Regions from separate parts of the Homo sapiens genome. Here all the other regions are linked to region 1. Evidence: chromatin loops called from intact Hi-C (ENCODE). Cell type or tissue: Caco-2. All regions are shown on one strand. Region 1 overlaps PARD3B (par-3 family cell polarity regulator beta). Region 2 overlaps PARD3B (par-3 family cell polarity regulator beta). Region 3 has its middle 210 kb from the start of PARD3B.

Region 1 (4,000 bases):
ACCTCTTTATCATTATATAATGACCTTTGTCTCTTTTTATGGTTTTTGTCTTGAAATCTATTTCAAGTCTGATATAAGTATAGCTACTCCTGCTCATTTTTGTCTTCCATAGGCATGAACTATCTTTTTCCATCCCTTTATTTTCAGTTTTTGTGTGTCTTTACAGGTGAAGTCTGCTTCTTGTAGGCAACGGAATATTAGGTTTTTTTTTTTTAATCTATGTCTTTTGATTGGAGAATTTAGCCCATTTACATTCAGTGTTATCATTGATAAATAAAGACTTAATCTTGCCATTTTGTTATTTGTTTTTTAGTTGCCTTTTGGTCTTCTCTTCTCCCTTCCCTCCCTTCCCTCCCTTCCCTCCCCTCCTTCCCTCCTCTCCTTCCCTCCCTCCCTCCCTCCCTCCCTTCCTTCCTTCCTTCCTTCCTGTCTTCCTTCCTGTCTTCCTTCCTTGCTGTCTTCCTTTCAGTGTAGGTGGTTTTCTCTGCTGCGCTGTTTTAATTTCTTGCTTTATATTGTTCGTGAGTCTGTTGTATGTTTTCTGATTTGAGGTTGCCATGAGGCTTGCAAATAATCTCTAATAACCCATTATTTTAAACTGATGACAGCTTACCACTGATTGCGTAAGCATACAAGCAAGGAAAAAAAACTAAAAAAACTCTACACTTTAACTTTGTCCCTTCATTATTAATATTTTGTTGTTTCTATTTGTATCTTACTGTTATGTCTTGAAAAGTTGTTGTTATTATTTTTAATAGGTTCATCTTTTAGTTTTTCTACTTAAGATACAGGTAGGTCACACAACATAATTACAGTAATATAATATTCTGTGTTTTTCAGTGTATTACCAGTGCATTTTATACCTTCAGATAATTTTTTATTACTCATCAACATCCTTCTCTTTCAGCTTGAAGAACTCCCTTTAGTGTTTCTTGTAGGACAGGGTCTGCTGTTGATGAAATTCCTCAGTTTTTGTCTAGGGAAGTATTTCTTCTTGATTGAAGGATAATTTTGCTGGATATACTATCCTTTGATAAAAGTTTTTTTTTTTTCTTTTTCTTCAGCAGTTAAAACATGTCTTGCCACTCTCTCCCGACCTATCAGGTTTCCACTGAGAAGTCTACTGCCAGACCTATTGGACTTCGTTTGTGTATTATTTCCTTTCACTTGATGCTTTTGGGATCCCCTCTTTATCCTTGACCTTTGGGAGTTTGATTGTTAAATGCCTTTAGGTAGTCTTATTTGGGCTAAATCCGCCTGGTGTTTCATAACCTTCTTATGCTTGAATATTGTTGTCTTTCTTTAGGTTTGGGAAATTCTCTGTTGGTTTCACTTTGAATAAATTTTCTATCCCTATCTCTCTCTTTACATCCTCTTTAAGGCCAATAACTCTTAGATTTGCCCTTTTGAGGGTATTTTCTAGATCCTGTAGGTGTACTTCATTGTTCTTTATTCATTTTTCTTTTGTCTTCTGACTGTGTATTTTCAAATAGCCTGTCTTCAAGCTCACTAATTATTTCTCTGCTTGATCAGTTCTGCTCTTAGGAGACACCGACACAGTCTTCAGTATGTCAGTTGCATTTTTCTACTCCACAATTTCTGCTTAATTCTTTTAAATTATTTCAATCTCTTTGTTAAATTTATCTGACAGGTTTTTGAATTCCTTCTCTGTGTTATCTTGAATTTCATTGAGTTTCCTCAAAACAGCTATTTTGATATCTGTCTGAAAGGTCATAAATCTTTTAAAAGGTCTCTCCGGGATTTGTCTTTGGTGCCTTACTTGTTTGTTTTGTGAGGTCATATTTTCCTGGACCTTCTTTATGCTCGTGGATGTTTGTCATTGTCTGGGCATTGATGGCTTAGGTATTTATTGTAGTCTTTGCAGTCTGCTTGTTTGTACTTGCCCTTCTTCAGAAGGCTTTCCAGGTATTTGAAGGGACTTAGATGTTGTAATCTAAGTTTTTGGTCACTGCAGCCACATCTGCATTACCTAAAAGTAACACTGTGACTTTTGCAGACTTTTACAGGTACCATCTTGGAGGTCTTGGATAAGATCTGGAAGAGTTCTGTGGATTACCAGGCAGGGACTCTTTCTCTTCCCTTATTTTCTCCCAAACAATTGGAGTCTTTCTGTCTCTGCTGAGCTTCCTGGAGCTGGGGGGAGGGGTGACACAAGGACCCTTGTGGCCATCATTACTGGGATTACTGGGACTGCGCTGGGTCTTGCCCAAGACCTGTGATAACCACTGCCTAGCTAGTGCCTATGTTTGCTCAAGGCCCTGAGACTGCAGTCATCAGGTGGCAGCCAGCCAGGCTTGTGTCCTTCCCTTCAGGGCAGTGATTTCCCCTTGGTCCCAGGTGGATCCAGAGAACCAGTCAGGAGCCAGGGCCTGGAGTCAGAAACCTTAGAAATCTACCTGGGGCTCTATTCTATGGCAGCTGCACTGGTACTGAAGCCACAAGACAAAGTCCTTTCCTCTCTTCCTTCTCTTTCCAAAGGTAAAGTCGTCTCTCCCTGAGGCCACCACTGCCTGAGGCCTGTACTACCTGGCTACTGCTGGTGTTCATTCAAGACCCAAGGGCTCTTCAGTCAGCTTATGGTAAATGCTACCAGGCCTGGGACTCTCCCTTTAGGGCAGAGGGCTCCCCTCTGGTATGGAGCCGGTCCAGAAATGCCATCCAAGTGCCAAGGCCTGGAATCAGGGAACCCTAGAATCTACTTGGTGCTCTACCACACTGTGGCAGAGCTTGTATCTAAGGTGCAAGACAAAGTCCCCTTTGCTATTCCCTCTCCTTGTCTCAAGCAGAAGGAGTCTCTTGCTGTAGCCATCACAGCTGGGAATGTGCTGGGTCACACCTGAAGCCAGCATGTCTCTGAGTCTCACTCAAGGGCCACAGTGAGAACGGCCTGGGTACTGCTGCTGATTATTCAGATCCCAAGGGCTCTTTAGTCAGCAGGTGATGAATCCTTCCAGGACTGGGTTTTTCCCTTCAAGGCAGGTGGTTTCCCTTCTGGCTCAGGGTGTGCCTGGAAATGTTGTTTAGAAGCTATGCCCTGGAGTGGGGGTCTCAGGAGTCTGCCTAGTGCCCTATTCTACTGTGGTTGAGCTGGTATCCCAGTTGCAAGACAATGTCCTCTCTACTCTTCCCCTCCTCTCCTCAAGCAGTAGGGAGGAACCTCCCGGAGCTGCACTGCCTGGGGTTGGTGGGGTGGTGGTGCAAGTACTCCCTTGCTGCCTGGCTGCATGGACCGTTTCTTGTCCTTCAACTTCAATTCAGAAGCTGTATTTTAGATAATAACTTTTCTTTCAAAATTATCAGTTAATGTTTTACATAGAAAAGGCTGTTTTCTTTTAAGGAGCTGTTGGAAATTTAAGGTTTGCTTCAAGTGGTTCTGGAAATTAATTGGTCTTTGTTCTCTACTCACGATTTTAGGGGTTAAAGTTGAGACTCGAGATTAAAATATGGGTTATAAGCATGAGTGTGATCGCTTCTGAATAGCTAGACGTTTTTAAGTTGTATAAAGAATGAGTTTCAGCCAGGCGCGGTGGCTCAGGCCTGTTATCCCAGCACTTTGGGAGGCCGAAGCGGGCGGATCACGAGGTCAGGAGATCGAGACCATCCTGGCTAACACGGTGAGACCCCGTCTCTGCTAAAAATACAAAACATTAGCCGGGCGTGGTGGCGGGCGCCTGCAGTCCCAGCTGCTCGGGAGGCTGAGGCAGGAGAATGGCGTGAACCCGGGAGGCGGAGCTTGCAGTGAGCCGAGATCGCGCCACTGCACTCCAGCCTGGGCGACAGAGCAAGACTCTGTCTCAAAAAAAAAAAAAAAAAAAAAAAAGAATGAGTTTCTGTTTGTTCCTAGAGTTATCTCCTAAGCATTTCTTTAAAGGAAATGTCCTATTTTTTTTCTTTCTCTTTTAGAAACTTTAATGAGTTCATTTCATCCCTTCCTAGTATATTTGGACAAAATGAAGTTATCTTGCCAGCAATGGCTCCT
Region 2 (4,000 bases), 460 kb after region 1:
GAGGCTAAGGCAGGAGAACCGCTTAAACCCAGGAAGCAGGGGTTGCAGTGAGCTGAGATTGCGCCATTATACTCCAGCCTGGGCATCACAGCAAGACTCTGTCTCAAAAAAAAAAAAAAAATAGAAGACAAAAAGAACATCATTCCAGTAACAACAAACACAAGGAAACTTTTGGGGAAAAAGTTTTTCTTCCCCTAGATTCAAACTATTATCTATTGTTTCTCATTTGCATAATAATTGTATGACTGCTTTCCACCTCTGCTCCACTGTGGTGTTTTCTGTTCTAGCTTCTTATAATACTGAATTTGGACCAGCATATGTTTATCTGTTCACTCATTCATTAATAAAACAAAGTATTGACTACCTGCTATTAATAAATATTAAGCACAGTGTGTTGTGGGAGGAGAGAAGGACATTTTTTCCTACTTAATCATAATTAGCCTTAAATAGTTCCCTAGGAGTTTCGGGTGTGTATGTTCACACTCCTTTGGTGATGCTGAAGCATTTTGAGGACATGACTAGGTCTTACACACTTCGGATTGGGTGTTGCACACAGAATAAAGTCCATGAAACTTCCTGAGTTGAATTATATTTGGAAGACAAAAATAATTTCTGTCTGGCTTAGAAACATTAAGAACCCAAAGTCTATGCGTTAGGGAAGAGAAACAGTCGACATGGGTGCAGAAGTGTTTGTAATTAAGTGGGTGAACTTGCTTAGATGAATGAAACCAGATTATTTGAGCAGGGCCAATGATGCCAGAGAAAAAGAAAAATACCAATGGAGAGTAAAATAAGTACACAAAATGAAAGATTCTGAAGTTTTGGAACGAAAGTTTTAGCTCAGGAAATGGAAGAATACTTGAGAGTTTCATGAGAAAAAAAATAAGTGATAGTGATAGATTGTAATTATGCAGACTTCTCTGAAGTCAAACAGAGAAGGGAGAGTATGAGATCTGTAGTGGTTATTAGAAGAATGATTAAGAGAAAGACTATGGCTTAATGTTTCTCTTTTGCCAAAGATGTTAGAAAGTACTCAATAACATTAAAGCAGAAGAAACAGCAATAAAATAAGAAGGCATAGATACAGTGATGTCATTGAAAAAGCACACAGTCATTGAATCTTTGGCTTTGGAGGGATCTCCATAACCATTTGTCAACATCCCCACGCCTGGCTGAACCACAGAATCACCTGGTGAACTGTTGAAAGAGATTCTGACATTCCTCACCTCATATGGTGAATCTTTCAAAGATGAGAAGGACGTAAATTTCACATAAGCTGTTCTTAGCCCTTTTTGGTCCCTTAAAATTACCCCATTCTTAATTTTTGTCTCCTGAGTTTCCATAAATTATCTATGTATTCATCCAGCAACTTGAAATTCACTATTTTGCTGTTTTCAGAACTGTATACGTGCTTTCTTGTCCAATCACCGCTACTCTTTTAAAAATTGAGACCTTAGCCTGGATCTTCTGCATCTCTTATGTCTTCTAGGATTACTCAAAGATCCCCACAGAAGTTCTGCAGTCACATCTGTGAGTTCCTTCAGTGAACTCTGATAAGATTCATTTGGGCCTAGAGACACAAACTCATAAAGCGGCTAGATGCTCCCTTTTAGTTTTATCACCTCTCTCAGGCTTCGGTTGCTTCTTAATCTGTTGTTTTGTGGCTTAGTGTGAAGATCATTCTCATTGATAGGGAAGATGGCAGCAAACAGAATGCTTGAGTTTTTGTTCTCTCTTACTGTCATCTGCTAATACTATAATATCTGCCCCAAGGGGCGTGTGAATCATTCTTTTCCTTCACTCTAAACATACGCTAACAATTCCTTTTATTGTCCTCTGCATTTTTCTCAAGCTTGAGCTTATTCTCAGATTTAACCCTTCCTGACACTATTCTTACCCAGTTCTCTCTTGCATTCGTTTTAGACGGTGTGCTTTCCCACCCCCGTCTTTTGAATAATTCCTGTTTCATCAGCCACATGCCATTCTTTACATTCCTACCACCTCGGTGGCATTTTAACTCATCTGTATAGTTTTTAGCATTTATCATTATCAAAATTTTATTGTTGAATGCCTTGCTTCCCCCTTAAGACATCTTTCTTGTCTTAGACCCTGGTCATGGGGCCGTATCATTCTTTCCTCTGAACTTGTAGAAATTTGTGCCCTTCCATTTTTGAGAAGTGTTGTCTGTGGCGCAGCTTGCTTTAAATTCGCAAACATTTCTGGATCCTCCCTAGACCTGTGAAATCAGAATTTTTGAAGGTAGCTCTTGAAAATGTGATAATTAGTAAATCTATAATGTTTGGGAATTATGCTGCCCAGCAATTTCATTCCCTGACTCTTACAAACACCAAGCAATTCTCTCAAGGTTTCCATCGCTTTAACTTTGCTTTATTGGTCCAGAGTAATAGCTCCTCTCATTAGTCTCTTCAACTTTCGAAAGATTAAATTGTCAGCAAGTTAATAATTCATCTGTTCTGCTTTTAGGACAGTACAACTTTGGAAAATCACTTGAATTTCTCTAGATACTACTATATCTTGTCTCCACAATAATAACATGAAATATATAAGGGAAATCTTATGCATGTACTCTGGCTGGCTAGGTTGCCAGTAATCTGTTTCCATTAGAGTCATACCATAAGCTTTCCTTTTTGTTTCCTCTTTTATTTTGGACTGAGTGCAAAGAGTTGGGTGAACAGTAATCCTCAGTTCATGGCTCTATCGTCATTTGTCTATACAAAACTCTTTCCCTGTTTGATTTTCCCCTTTAATCCTTAATCTATACTCCTTTTACCCTCTGCATGTAGTGACTTAAGTGTTTGGGATATATCCACAAATAATTAGAGTTGTTTTGTGTAGATATATGTAATTCACAGAAATGGTATTGTGCTCAAAATATCATTGTTTTCTTTTTTCCACTCAGCATTGTTTTTAATATCTCTTTCACACAATTTTGTATCCTTTAATCATATTATATAGTATGTATATGGACATCTGCTTAGCTTCTAAGCACCCTTTACCGCACAATGACACTAAGAAACATCCTCATACGTGCCCTGTAATGGAACTGAGGAAATTTCTCTGGCTTGGAATCATGGGAGCCATAGAATAAATGCATTCTGTCCTTACTACTGCCAGAAAAGAATAATAGCTAAAATAGGATAAATGCATTTTTTAAATTTTCTTTAATCTTTCCCGCTTGCATTTCAAATTCATAGTATTGATATCTATTTCTATCACCAATGCACAAGCATTCTCATTTCCCAAGGTCTCCATCAATACTTGGTATTGTCTACATTTCTGATTTTTGTCATTTGAATGCATATCAAGTTGTATTTCATTGTGTTTTTACATGAATTTCTCTCATTGCTAATGAGTTTGGACATCGTTTTATATGGTTGTTAATTCTTATAGCATCTCATTCTGTAAATTCTTTATTGACATCATTTGTCATTTTTGTTGGATTTCTTGTTTTTTCTTTTGTTTTTTTCCTTTTCATTATCAAGTTGCAGTCTTAATCAGATTTTTCAGTGGTGTACCTCATAAAGCAGAGATCTTTCATTTTATAGTAATCAAGTACATCATATTATTTTCATTAGAGGTGGTTATACTTTGGGCTTTTAGGATCTTAAGAAATCTTTTTCCGCCTCTATGTCACAAAAAATACTTTCCTACATTTCCTTCTACTGAGCTGATAGACTTACCTTTCACATTTTGGTCTTTAATCCACTCACATCCCACTCTGGTTTATTGTGTAATAGAAGGGTATAGAAAGCCAGCTTTATTTTTTCTTAATACAGTGAGGAAATTTTTCCAACACCAATCACAAAACATATTCATTCCCCTGAGGAGTGCAGTGCCCTGGGGTTGGGGCATACCGTGTCATGGCCAGGTGCATGGGCTCTGGGGCTGAACTGCCCAGGTCTGAATCCCAGGTCTGTGACACACTAGCTTTGTGGCAGCTGCTAACTACTGCTTAGCAGTGCTCCAAGTCTCAGTGGGC
Region 3 (4,000 bases), 560 kb before region 1:
CTTGAAAGAATGCCAAAAGACAGGCCACTAGAAATTAGGAGCTTAAGGAGAAAGATAGCTCAGATTAAAGGTGAAATTATAATTTAGATTAGTGAAATTAACAAGGAGCCCCAAAGATCTAAAAAGATCTAAATGGGACTTCCAGGTAAAGATGGAGCTTTGAACAAACACATCTAATTTTGCTCCCTCGGCAAACCCTTATAACACTATAATAGAGAGATTTTGTTTGGTCTTGTTTTCATATAGCAGCCCACATAGGTACAGAAAACGGAAGAAAAGAAAAAGTGGCAAAATTTTGATGCCATAAAACAGACAGACATATGGAAACAGACTTAACAGATCTGAGAAAGCGGAATCCTCAACTGTAGGTAGGGAAAGCTGAGAACTAACCCAATTTACACTGCAGTCCCCCTCCAGAGACTCAGAAATTAGCAGCACTAGTCCTTCTAGAAGCCAGGATGAAAGAGTGCAGGACAAAAGATTAGGAGGATTGAGAAAATTAGGAAGAAACTAGATCTCTGTGCCTTCCCTCTCCCTTAGATTGCCACTGGATGCCATCTCTTATCCCCAGCAGAAGCCTGGAGGTTTATATTATAGACAGGGTAAAATAGAAACTCTCAGCTTAAAGACAACAATGGAGAACTCTCAGGTTTTGTACCAAAAATAGGAAGATTAAGTATCTGTTTGCATACTGACTGCTGAGCACTAGTTTCTTCTTCCATTGGCTCCCAGAATGGAACTTTATTTCTCATGAAAGAGATGGATGAGTCTTCTCTAGGGGACATGATCAGCCCATGGTGCTGAAAGCCCCCAACATATAGTTGGCTCTCCTTTTTTGTGGTTCCTCATCCACAGATTCAACGAACTGCAGATTGCAAATATTCAGGAAAAAAAATGGTGCACATAAAAAAACCCAATAAAATATAACAAATATTTGCATAGCATTTACATTGTATTAGGTATTATAAGTAATGTAAAGATGAGTTAAACAGGAGGGTGTGCACAGGTTATATGCAAATACTACACTCCATTTTATACAGAGGACTTGAGCATCTGTGGATTTTGGTTCCACAGGAGTTTTGGACCAATCCCTGCTTATACTAAGCGATCACTGTATTGACAATGGGAATGGTAAGCACTCTTCAGTGATTCACAGAGGACAGTCTGCATCTAGGCACTCAGAGTTTCAGGCAGCTGTTTAGCCCTCTGCTCTTTAACATAAGCAAACAATCAAGGTTTTCCATAAATCCAAGAAAAGCAGGTAGTATGGTGGGGAGCGGGGGAGGAGAAAACAAGAGAAAAAAGGAACCTGGATGAAAAAGGCAATGTGCAGGGAAAAGAAAACATTACAAAGTAAACTGTAATTAGTATCTTTCAAAATATAAAAGATTTGTATACATGAAACAAGAACAGGGTGCCCTAAAAATGGAACAAAGAAACAAACAAAAACATAAAAAAGCCTTGGGTATAAAATGCAATGGAAAAATGTAATTTACATGAGTGTTAGAAAAAATCTGAATGATGCTGTGAAACTTCGAATTAGTCATATGAAAGTTAAACTTGAAAAGTGTTCCTGGATTGCAGAAGCAAAATCAAAGAGATTTAAATGGCAAACAGAGGATAGATATGGAAGATATGTGATGGAGAGCAAACACAGATCACTGGTGTTCTTAGATCAGTATAAATAGAAGAGAAACCAAAGCGAAGACGAGAAAAACATTTCTGAGCTGAAAAAAAAGATCTGTACTTACTGATTGAAAGCACCCACTACCTCGAAGCAAAATGAATTTTGAAAGACCCAAATGAAAGTACATCCTGGCCAAACTTGAAAACTTAAAAGAATGAAGGGGATTTATGAGCCTCTTGGCAAAATAAATGAATAGATTGAAAGGAATGCAAATAAGACTGACCTCAAATACCTTTTCTGCAACTTGACATACCAGAAGACAGTGGACTAATGTCTATAGAATTTTAAAAATAAACAATGGCCGGGCATGGTGGCTCACGCCTGTAATCCCAGCACTTTGGGAGGCCAAGGCAGGTGGATCACCTGAGGTCGGGAGCTCAAGAGCAGCCTGACCAACATGGAGAAACCCCGTCTCTACTAAAAATACAAAATTAGCCGGGCGTGGTGGCACATGCCTAGAATCCCAGCTACTCGGGAGGCTGAGGCAGGAGAATCACTTGAACCCGGGGGGGGCAGAGGTTGCAGTGAGCCAAGATTGTGCTATTGCACTCCAGCCTGGGCGACAGAGTGAAACTCCGTCAAAAAAAAAAAAAAAAAAAAAAAAAGAAACAATTATCATGTAAGAATTTTGTACGTAGCCAAATTTTGTGTGTGAAGGCAACAGAAGAAATTACTCACAAATATGCAATGTATCATTCATGTGAACTTCTTAGAAAAAATTATTTGAAGCTGTAATTGAAATGCCTGAGAGAAAAAACAAAATTTTCAAAGTTTCGAAATATGAAGATAATTGTATAAACCATCTGGCTGCAAACATTCAACCATTTAGAATTGAGAGATATCCAAATTAATTTTTGTAAATGTTATTATAAAAGTGGATGCCAATTTCAAAACTCATTTTTAAATTAGAAGATATATAATGGTTGGAAGGAAAAAAGAAGAGCGGGTGGGAAGATAGAAGGGAAAGAAGAAAAGGGAGAGGGAGAGCAAAAAAGTTCACTTTCGTTTTGATTACATGAGTGATGACAGAGAGGTGGCAGGGTAAGTCTTAAAATACTGAGTTTAAGAACAATCTAAAATTGTTCTTAAACTCAATAGTTGTCAAATGTTGTGCATTGGAATCAGCTGGGGATCTTTATGAACCACTGATGCCTGGCTTTCACCCTCCGATGGTTTCGTTTAATTGGTATGGGGTGCCCGAAAGCTCCTCTGCCACTTCCAATGTGCAGCAACATTTGGGATCAACTGGCTTAACTCAATAAATAGAAAAAAGTAAGAATGGGAAGTAGATTTCAGCTTGTGTTCCAACCCTTCTTAATTGGCAATGACTGCCCTAGGGCTTTGCTGGGGTCATATCAGGCTCAATGGGAAACTGCTCTGATTCATTTATACGGTCTTCACTGGAAAAGGAGAGAATGACATTACACACTGGCCATCTCTGGGTTGGAGAAGATTTCTAAACTAAAGTAACAATTAATAGATTTAAAATAGACCAGGCGCAGTGGCTCACGCCTGCAATCCCAGCACTTTGGGAGGCCGAGGCGGGTGGATCACGAGGTCAGGAGATCGAGACCATCCTGGCTAACACGGTGAAACCCCCGTCTCTACTAAAACTACAAAACATTAGCCGGGCGTGGTGGCGGGCGGCCACCCCAGCTACTCGGGAGGCTGAGGCCGGAGAATGGCGTGAACCCAGGAGGCGGAGCTTGCAGTGAGCCGAGATGGTATCACTGCACTTCAGCCTGGGCGACAGAGTGAGACTCTGTCTCACAAAAAAAAAAAAAAAAAAAAAGATTTAAAATAATGATAGATTCCTTCAAAAATATTGGAGAAGGTAAAAGTAAAAATCATATAGTCATATAATAAAAGGCATTAAAAAGGAAGGAAGGAAAAAAGGAAGGAAGGGAGGGAGGGGGAGGGAGGGAGGAAGGAAACATAAGGAGAAATTTTAGAAAAGGTGGTGAAATAATGATCAAATATGTTCATGAATATAAATGCAATTGGGGGAATCCCCTTCATTAAAAGAGAGTATCTTTAGATTGTATAAGAGAAGGGAAATCCACCTACGTGACATTTTCCAAACACCCACCTACTATGAAATTACTAAATAAAAAATACATTAAAAAATTAAAACGTGGGCAAACATATCAGGCAAAGACAATAAGAAAGAATTCCATTACTAACAACAAATATAGAAATTAAAGTAGAAATATTAAATGAGATAAAGATATCCTGTCAGAAAGGATATTTCACAATGAATATAAAACTGTCATGAATTTTTATTCATCAGATAACATTATATCAAAATACAAA

Evidence for each region. Hi-C counts contacts between places; a loop is a spot of excess contacts. Peaks named below come from ENCODE experiments on the same cell type or tissue, not always from the same donor. Only the 100,000 strongest peaks of a DNase experiment are listed, where the experiment ranks them.
Region 2: a loop joins it to region 1, with 7 times the contacts of the local background. A loop is called at or near these places in 1 of 110 quality-filtered maps.
Region 3: it touches region 1 in a loop (5-fold over the local background); 1 of 110 quality-filtered maps calls a loop at or near these places.

What each region holds. Positions count from the first base shown.
Region 1 is chr2:204,898,852-204,902,851 of GRCh38, forward strand. The region is part of intron 2 of PARD3B (par-3 family cell polarity regulator beta); the gene reads left to right. Among named protein-coding and RNA genes, the nearest start is that of PARD3B, 360 kb to the left of the region's middle. In Caco-2, no CTCF peak of the experiment used is centred here; DNase peaks (open chromatin) are centred at 1,860 and 2,250.
Region 2 is chr2:205,356,786-205,360,785 of GRCh38, forward strand. All of the region lies in intron 18 of PARD3B (par-3 family cell polarity regulator beta), which reads left to right. Among named protein-coding and RNA genes, the nearest start is that of NRP2, 320 kb to the right of the region's middle. In Caco-2, no CTCF peak of the experiment used is centred here; no DNase peak of the experiment used is centred here.
Region 3 is chr2:204,338,356-204,342,355 of GRCh38, forward strand. No RefSeq gene overlaps it. Among named protein-coding and RNA genes, the nearest start is that of PARD3B, 210 kb to the right of the region's middle. In Caco-2, no CTCF peak of the experiment used is centred here; DNase peaks (open chromatin) are centred at 1,193 and 2,026.